Regions from separate parts of the Homo sapiens genome. Here region 1 is linked to region 2. A link is a contact called in ENCODE Hi-C or POLR2A ChIA-PET data. All regions are on one chromosome and are shown on one strand. The core of a region is the stretch at or near the end of the contact, and the rest is flanking DNA. Distances in the headings are between cores, read along the strand shown. Region 1 overlaps CENPP (centromere protein P). Region 2 overlaps CENPP (centromere protein P).

Region 1 (5,339 bases), core at 1,442-3,941, 66 kb before region 2:
ACATTGCTGGAAATGGCCCCTCTTCTGCTTGTTTCGGGACTGTGCTAGACAGCTGAAGTTGTCATATTGTGACTCTGTATAGAAGAGGCTTTATCACATTTTACTTTTCATGAATTCTAGCTAATGCCTTTGATTGTACTGTGTACTTTTTTGAGACAAGGACTGCCTACCTTTTCTTTTTATCTTCCTAATAGTCTAGCATAGCTCTTGAGGTACAGTGCTCAACACTGTCTGTTTCCTTGCTTTGAAACATATTATGTTTTTATTTATTATGTTATTTATTAAACAAAGCCTTTAAAGGAATAAAACAATTCAATTATTTCCTGTAGCTCCCAAAAAACTTCACAGGAACAAAACACTTCTGGTATTGAGAAAAGAACAATAATAATGAGAATTGCCAAATCTGAGGATTAGTTATGGAAATACTCAATTTCCAGATGGATTTCAGGACACACAGAAAAACATTAATAAACACAAATTTTGATGCAGACTGCCAAATGGGAAAGACATTAGAAAATTCAGTTTCTAACTGCTGAAGACCAAAGGGTGTCAGCAATTTAGAACAACTGTACTAACAGGCTGTATATGAACTATAAGTCAGTCACACTTTTAGTTGGGTTATCAAAATGAGATGTTATAAAACATGCACTCCTGATTGTGAACGTGCTTTCACACACCCCTGGAACTGCCTTCCAGAGTACTCTTCTCCTCCCTCACTCACAAATGCTTCTAGATTCCCAGAGTGTTGACAGGAAGCCAGGGTGAACGGGCTGTCTGCCTGCCTTTCTTAGCCCACCTTTCTCCACAGTCCGAGCACCCGAGGAGCCTCGGCCCCATGCCGGCAGTGCTTCTGTCCTCCGGCTCAGATACCCCCGGCTGCACTCCCTGGGTGGGCTGAGTTCTAAGAGCTACTGCAGTACTGGCCCCTCGGGTGCTGGGCTCCCCCTGGCTGGGAGTCCTGATGCTGTGGATGGTCAGGCTGGCTGCCAGGAGTGCTGTGAGGGCACCCTGCTTCTGTGTGGAAGCAGGTGGCCCACTGCTCTCCCGTCATCTCTCTTGGGGTGGCTCCTCACTCATGACCTTTCAGATTATAGCTCCAGAGAGGGGGAAGGAGGGCACTCCAGGGAGAGAAAACAGCACAAAGATGCAAATAAATGAGACAATTTGGGATACTGTGGGAGCTGCAAGCAGGCACGGTGAAGGTGAAAGGCAAGCAAAGAGCAGCACAAGGGGCTGCACACACCTTGCTGAAGGGCAGGGAATTTACCTGCAGGAGGAGCAGAGTCCACCTGAGATGTGCACACGTGTTATGGAGAAAGGGAAGGACTTACAATTGAGAGAGAGGTGTGAAAGGTGGAGGGAGGGACAGCTGAGGAAAACCAGGCACGCTTTAAAAGCATTTTTGTTGTCACTAATGACTGAAACAACTAAATCAGGAGCCCTGGAGGCTGCTCTAGTGGATGACCATGTGATGCTGCCTGCCAGGAACATCGAGGCACCTGCCATGTCCACAGCCTGTCATGGTACCACCCACCATGGAAGACTTCCTGTTTCCTGTCCATGAATCCTTTCAACATCCACCTCAAGTCTCACCTACAAGAAACGTTCTCTAGCTCCATCCTATTTCCTGTTACCTCCTATTTCCTATATATACCAGAGAATAATTGCAAAAGAAAACACAGTGTCCTGAATTTGCACTGTTTCTCTCTTTTTCTCTCAGTCATGTAATGGCCACTAGTTCATTTCTGTTATCTATTTTTCAATGAAAAACTTCCACTGCATTTCAAAACTTCACCTATGTACTAGAGAAAGATGTCAGATTCTCAGTACCTTTAGTTTTGGAAATGAAAGAGAATATGAGGAAATATAACCACTTATCCCAATTTACTGGCTGGCCTGGCTACTTCCTGTTGCTCAGCACTTCCATTAATCCTGAGCACCACCACCAGGTTAACCTTTGTAAAATGTGGCCCTTGTCCTGCCATCCCCATCTTGCTGCCTAGAGAATGAGAGCCAGACGTTGTTGTCCAGGGTGCAAAGGCCCTCCCAGAATTAGCTGAGTGTGGTGGTGGGGGCCTGCAATGCCAGATACTCGGGAGGCTGAGGCAGGAGAATTGCTTGAACCCGGGAGGCGGAGGTTGCAGTGAGCCAAGACCACGCTATTGCACTCCAGCCTGGGTGACAGAGCAAGACTCTGTCTCTAAATAAAATAAAATAAAATTTAAAAAATGTAAAAAAAGGCCCTCCCAGTGTACTTCTCTCTGAGCACCAACCTTCACTCCACTGTGCACAGCCACTCCAGGGCTAGTCTCCTCTCTCCCTGAGCAAACCCACATGGTCTTTCACCTACATGTGCTCAGCTGGCTATTTCAGCTTGGAAGTTCCTCCTACTTCTATCTAAATCTTTCTGTCTGTAGGAGCCTGGCACTTTCATACCACTCACATCTACACTGCTTTTTCTTCTTTTAATCTTCCAGCATTTATTATTTCTATTCCTGATGCAACCGTCTTTGCTGTTGCCTAAGAGCAGAACGGAGTCCCACATGGCATTCGGTGCAATGCCCATGAAGGGGGTTGAATAGAAAACATCCCCTAATCTGGGAATTTTGGCCACACCCTGAGCCTCTGACTCAGATGCCTTTGGGTATTATCATTGCTGAGCTGTCCATTTTGCAGCACAGAACTTCCATTTGACCTGGATCATACCACTCCTGAGACTAGTAGAAACAAAGTAGAAAAAATTTGTTTGTATAAAGGCCTTTCTTGCTAGTTCAATCTGAATGCATGGAGAATTTTTGATCATCATTCTTTCAAAGCTTCCATTTGGCTGCACTCTGTGCCAACAAGTGAGTAACTATGATGGGAATTCACTGTTCTGGTTTACTTCTGACTCCCTTGTTCAGAGACTGAGGGTGAGCCAGGGAAAGTGTTCTTTTCTGTGTCCTAGAAAAAGAAATCATTCATTGCATTAAACTTCTACCCACCCCATTGCCTATTATGCTGCCACTTCATACATCTATGTCTTTGCAATGTTTCCAATGACTGTCCACAACTTTCTATTCCTTTCCTACCTGAATTCCAAATCCCTGTTCAGCCACCACAATTTCTATGGAAACTCCTCTGCCTCTCTTTCCTATCTCCCTCCCTCTCTTCTCTCTTGCTTCTGTTCCTTACACATATTGTTAGCACCTAGCATTTCAATGATTTTTTTCAGGTCTGCCTCACTACTGGACCATGCATTTAGTTCTGGTTGAATTGAGCATCTGGGATGTACAAAGTACTTAAGAAAAGGTTTTATAGGAGGATACAAAGGTTTAAAAAAAACTGTATTTGCCCTCCAAATAAACCGGCCATTTCACATGACATTTCAAAAGGCTACAAAAATTTGCATGGTTTTTCAATTATCCTAATATTCTAATACTTTTATTTTTTATAGACTTAAATCAGTTGGTCACCTTAGAATTGGAAGGAAACAATCTCAGTGAAGCCAATGTCAATCCTTTAGCTTTCAAACCTTTGAAGAGCCTAGCCTACTTGCGTCTGGGAAAAAATAAATTTAGAATTATACCGCAGGGTCTTCCTGGTTCTATTGAGGTAACAATATATTTTTTTAGTGTTTTAAATGTATTATATTTGAAATATGGTACACTACAACAAAATATATTTTAAGACTATTGTGATGTAAATTAAACTCTAGTTTCATGCTGTATACAGAATTTCCTGTAATTTAAGCATTGTTTTTTCTTCAAGCAATACAAAATTCTGAATCGAAATTATAATTACTAGTAGAGACACCTGATACAGTGAAAAATGGTACTTCTGATAGCTCTTGGGGGAAATGGGAGAAATGAATTGAGAATTTAAATGAAACCACAACTTCCATGAGGTACTCTGACTCTCAAGACAGTGTAAACTGCCCCAATCTAGAAATGTGACGCTTATCACAGAAGCTCAAACAGGTATTAACCGTAACAGAGTGTCCACTCACAAATTCCAGGCAAAACCACAGACACTCTGACCTAACAGTAACTTGCATGGATACAAGTGTTGTACAAAGAAGGCCTCTGACTGTTTCAGCAACTCTGTAGCTTACAAGTTTTCACCCAGTTCCTACCAAAACTGTCCTGTGACTAACTCCAGGCCCCAAACCCCAGCCTTGCTTCATTATCCTCTAGAGATGCCCCACAGGTCCCCAGATGTGTGGTCTCCTTGCTGCAGGATGTGCTCCTGGGGGTCTTTGGCTGATGAATGTCAACACCCCTCATTTCCTGCGTTAAAAACACTGAGGTGGACCGTGCAGTGGCTCACGCCAGTAATCCCAGCACTCTGGGAGGCTGAGGCAGGAAGATGGCTTGAGGCCAGGAGTTTGAGAGTAGCCTGGGCAACATAGTGAGACCTTGTCTCTAAAAGATATATTAAAAAAAAATAGCCAGTCATGGTGGTGCACACCTGTAGTCGTAGCTGCTCAGGAGGCTGAGGTGGAGGATCACTTGAGCCCAGGAGTTTGAGGCTGCAGTAAGCTAGGATCGTACCACTACACTCCAGCCTGGGCAACACAGAGAGACCCTGTCTCTACAAACCACACCCCACCCTGCCTGCCAAAAAGAACACTGAGGTCCAGAGAGTCTATACATACTGGCAGACCCCGTGGGAACCCAGGTTTCCTTACTAAGCTCCGTTTCTCCTAGACCACATGATCATCCAGCCAGAAGTCAGGATGGAGCATTCTCCGGCTGCAGCCCCAGCAAGCCAGAAAAGAGGGTCATCTATTGTGATCTTATGTGGCTGTCATGGCTACCACCCTTCCTCTTCTTCCTATTTCCAGATTAAGTGACAGAGTTATGTAACACTGACATTTATCAGTAGGCTGGCTTTCCATCAGAATCTCCTGGGTTCTTAAGAAATACAGACTCTTGGACCTACCCCAGATATGCTAAGTCAGATTCTTTGTGGGACAGGGCCAGAAATGAATAATTAAAAAATTAAAATTTAAATAGATAATGCATACACATGTTAAAACACATACATACACAATGAGGATAATACAAAAGAGCAATCTGCCCCACTGTGAGCCTGAGCTTCCCATACTGACTTCTCTCTCTCCAGAGGGATCCACTCCTACCAGTCTGGAAAGCACTGGGCATACAAGCGCACAAATGCGTGGCACATACTACAAATCCTTCTAAAGCCACTGCTGTACACCTGCCTCACTTAACCATGCAGCCTCAAGGCTGTCTCATGTCATTCTTTCCTACAGCTGCAGAGTTTTCAACATATGGACAGGTGTGCCAGGATTTATTTGACTAGTCTCTTACTGATCTAGCTCACCTCCTAAATAC
Region 2 (4,259 bases), core at 1-2,500:
AAGAATACCTCTCTCTACTTTTTAAAACATTAACTACAATACAATTACCATACCAAAAAATAATTGACAATATTTCCTTACTATCATCAAACCCAGCAAATGTTCAACTTGCCAACTGTTCCACAATTTTTAAACTCGTTTGTCTGTTGAGTCAGTATCCACATAAGGCCCACACAGATGTCATAAGTTGATATATCTTTTAAGTCTTTGTTTTGTTTTGCTTTGTTTCCTAAGAGTCTCACTCTGGCACCTAGGCTGGAGTGCAGTGGCGCGATCTCGGCTCACTGCAACCTCCACCTCCACGGTTGAAGTGACTCTCGTGCCTCAGCCTCCTGAGTAGCTGGGACTACAGGTACGCGCTATCATGCCAGGCTGACTTTTGTGTTTTTTGTAGAGGTGGAGTCTTGTTATGTTGCTCAGGCTGGTCTTGAACTCCTGGGCTCAAGTGATCTGCCTGCCTCAGCCTCCCAAAGTGTGGGGATTACAGGTGTGAGCCACTGCACCTGGCCAATATACCTTTTAAGTCTTTTTTAACCTATACATTTCCCCTTCATCCCTTTTTTTCTTCCTTACATTTTATTTGATGGAGAAACCAAGTTGTTTGTCTCACAGGCATTTCCCACAGTCTAGATTTTGCTGACTGCGTACTTGTGGTGTACTTTAACATATTCCTCTGTCTGCATTTCCTATAAATTAGTAGTTGAATCCATACTGTCGACTTCTTATAAACTTTCTATTGATGTTTGATATATGTATAGAAAAGTACATAGATGATAAATATGTAGCTTGATTAATTTTAACACTGTAGTTACATACCATGTAAGTAACATCCAAAAGTATGACTAATAAAATACAAAAATTCATGCACTTGTTTTTTATTAACGTTTTCTTAAACATACAGATAGCTCACATTTATTTCAATGTTTAATATTAGAAGTGTTTTGGGTCTTCATTACGAAGTTCGGTGATGATTCTATAACCAGAAATATGCCACAGGAACTTAACACTTGTTTGATAACAATTAGCCTATGGTAAAATTGGTTTCATTATATGTCATTTCACTTAAAGTCGCAGTTTCAAAGAACCCATTGACGATGTTAAGTGAGGACTTACTGAACAATAGTCTCGGTTTTACCTTGGGGGATATGTTTCAAGACATCCCCTGTAGATGCCTGAAACCACAGCAAGTACAAAACCTGATTGTTGTCAGTCAAAACACATTTCTGTTCACGTCTTCCACTCACAGATTTAATGCCTTTTCCCTCTTAACTAAATACTTATAATGCATTAATTGTGGTCATAACTTTCGCAGTTTGAGGTGCAACAGGAAACTAAACTAGTTTCTTTTTCCTTCTTCACAATTTTACAGATAGGAGATTTGGTCTTACTACAGATGTTAGCACTCTTACCATACCATTCTTTTTCTTTCCTTATTAAGTTGAGAACTTTTACTAAGGGAAAAGTTTTCACTTAAGGGAAGCACTTTATAGATCAAGCTTGTCCAACCCACAGCCATGGCCCACTGTAGCCCAGGATGGCTTTGAATGTGGCCCAACACAAATTCGTAAGCTTTCTTAAAACATGATGAGTTTTCTTGTGATTTATTTATTTATTTATTTATTTATTTATTTATTTATTTTAACTCATCAGCTATCACTAGTGTTAGTGTGTTTTATGTGTGGCCCATGACAATTCTTTTTCTTCCAATGTGGCCCAGGGAAGCCAAAAGACTAGGCACCCCGTTATAGATTCTCTTTGACATAAGGTTTACTACAACGTAAGTGCTGGGATACCATGACAGGTGATCTGATAACCCTAAGTGACTAATGGGAGGTGAGTGTATATAGTGTGGATATGTTGCACACAGGGATGATTCATGTCCTGGACTAGACAGAGCTGGACAGCACAGGACTTCGTCAGGCTACTCAAAATAGCATGTAATTTGAAACATGAATTATTTCTTTCTGGAATTTTCCATTTAATATTTTTGGACCATGGTTGACCATGGGTAACTCAAATGGGGGAAAGCAAAACTGTGGATAAGGGGAGGCCACTGTAAATATTAACTTGAATAAACATAAGTAACAGAAATTCTGGTTCCTAGGTCTCTATATTCACCACTCTTATCCATACTTAGAATCATTTCACTACTTTGAAGATCAAAGAGTTCCTTTCACCCAAATGGTACTTGTAGTAATATTACATAATTCTACAGAAAATATAGAGGGGATCAGACCAATAAGACTCAAGAGCATTCCAAGAATTTTAACATGGGATTGAGAAAGAGGACTAGATATAAAGCGATATCCCATAAAATAATAGGAAGACAAAGAGAAGGTGGCATAGAAAGACAAAGGAGCCACACAAGTTTAGATGTGGAGCAGCCTCATTGAAACCTCTTCATTTTAAGATTATAAAACTGATTCTCCAGAGAGACAGGTGACTTAAGACCACCAACTCATGAAAAGCTGTGGCCAGGGCCTCCCATGCTGGTCAGCCACTGTGACTCTATAGCTAGTGGGGGCTGGGGAGGATTCTACAATCTCTGTTTATTTGGAAACACAGAATAGCTTATCACTTATTTCCCACATATTTTAAAAATATATATATTTTAAATTATTTTTTCCAAAAATAAGCCCATTAAATTTACTGAAAAAAATTACCTAATTTTCACCATGGGAGGGCAGTCTTATTCTAATAAGCTATGGAAGTCTGAAAATAAAGACAAGAAAGCCAGGTCTACTTTAAAATAGTCTTAAGCCACTATTATTATATTTTTAAAATTTAGCCAATAACTTCTAACTAGAAGCAAAAATAATAACACACGATCTAATAAAAATACTTGGGAAAACAAAAAGATGAAATACTTGAAAACGGACAAACAGAATTGTGCTTCATATGCAAAAAAATCTAAGTCACTTCCCCATACTGGAAAATCTTAATAAGAACAAAAGAACAGCACCAAGCATTTACTAAGGCCATACCACGTAGCAATAACAAATGAAGCAGTTTATTGATTGACCGATTGATTGACTGAGATGGAGTCTCGCTCTGTCACACAGGCTGGAGTGCAGTAATGCAACCTCAGCTTTGCAACCTCTGCCTCCCAGGTTCAGGAGATTCTCCTGCCTCAGCCTCCCAAGCAGCTGGGATTACAGGCACATGCCACCATGCCTGGTTAATTTTTGTATTTTTAGTAGTGACGGGGTTTCACCATGTTGGCCAGGCTGGCCTCGAACTCCTGACCTCAAGTGATCCACCTGCCTTGGCCTCCCAAAGTGCTGGGATTCCAGGCAAGAACCACCACACCCAGTCAAAAATGAAGCAGTTTAAATGCAATGTTTAAATACTAAGCACTCAATCATTATGAAATCTTAATAATGGTAGATGTAGACACACCAATCTCAAAAATTATATGAAAATGCAAAGGACTTACAACAGTGAAAACAATTTGGAAAAAGAACAACAAAGTTAGAGGATGTATACTCTCCAATGGCAGAACTTACTGTAAAACTACCCTAATAAGGAGGGCATGACACTGGTATAAGGCAGACACATAGAGCAATAGAACAGAACTGAGGATCAGAAACAAACCTGCACATTTATGGTTAACTAATTTTTGACAATGGAGAAATAACTGTCCTTTCAACAAATGGTGCTGAGACAATTGGATATTCACATGCAAAAAAGTGAACTTAGATCCTAACCTCACACCACACACAAAAATTAAATCAAAACAGATCATAGACCTAAATATAAGAGATAAAACTTATAAAACTTCTGGAAGAAACAGGAAAAAATATTTAAGACCTGAGGCAAAGAGTTCTTAGACTTGACACCAAAAGCATGAAAAATAAAAGATAAAAAATCATAAATTGGTCCCAGTGCAGTGGCTGACATCTGTAATCCCAGCACTATGGGTAGCTGAGGTGGGAGGATCACTTGAGCCTAGGAGTTCAAGACCAGCCTGGGCAACACAGGGAGACCTCATCTCTACAAACAATAAAAAAATTAGCCAGGTGTGGAGGCACATGCCTGTGGTCTCAGCTACTCGAGATGCTGAGGAGGGAGGATCACTGGAGGCTGAGGTGGGAGGATCACTGGAGGCTGAGGTGGGAGGATCACTTGAGCCTGGAAGGTTAAAGTTGCAGTAAGTTGTGATTGAGCCACTGCACTCCAGCCTGGGCAACAGAGTGAGACAGTGTCTCCAAAAAATAACTTATAAATTGGACTTTACAAAATTAATATTTATGTGCCAA

The links. Hi-C counts contacts between places; a loop is a spot of excess contacts on that map. ChIA-PET counts read pairs that join two places held with the same protein, here RNA polymerase II (POLR2A). Pooled maps may share reads with other maps.
Region 1: a map of MCF 10A shows a loop between it and region 2 (13-fold over the local background). The contact joins two enhancer-like sites. A Hi-C loop is called at or near these places in 1 of 168 maps with a recorded cell type or tissue (MCF 10A) and 1 of 50 pooled maps. POLR2A ChIA-PET finds 5 or more read pairs at or near these places in 5 of 52 experiments (BJ, CD4-positive, alpha-beta T cell, HEK293 and 2 more).

The regions. Positions count from the first base shown.
Region 1 is chr9:92,503,788-92,509,126 of GRCh38, reverse strand. The region is part of intron 5 of CENPP (centromere protein P); the gene reads right to left. It overlaps ECM2 (extracellular matrix protein 2), which reads left to right. Exons shown (of 10, transcript NM_001393.4): 7 at 3,437-3,594. Among named protein-coding and RNA genes, the nearest start is that of MIR4670, 22 kb to the left of the region's middle. Within about 2 kb of position 2,691, at least 10 of the 41 ENCODE cell types and tissues checked have a DNase peak (open chromatin) inside an H3K27ac peak, as active enhancers do.
Region 2 is chr9:92,437,727-92,441,985 of GRCh38, reverse strand. The region is part of intron 5 of CENPP (centromere protein P); the gene reads right to left. Among named protein-coding and RNA genes, the nearest start is that of OMD, 15 kb to the right of the region's middle. Within about 2 kb of position 1,250, at least 2 of the 41 ENCODE cell types and tissues checked have a DNase peak (open chromatin) inside an H3K27ac peak, as active enhancers do.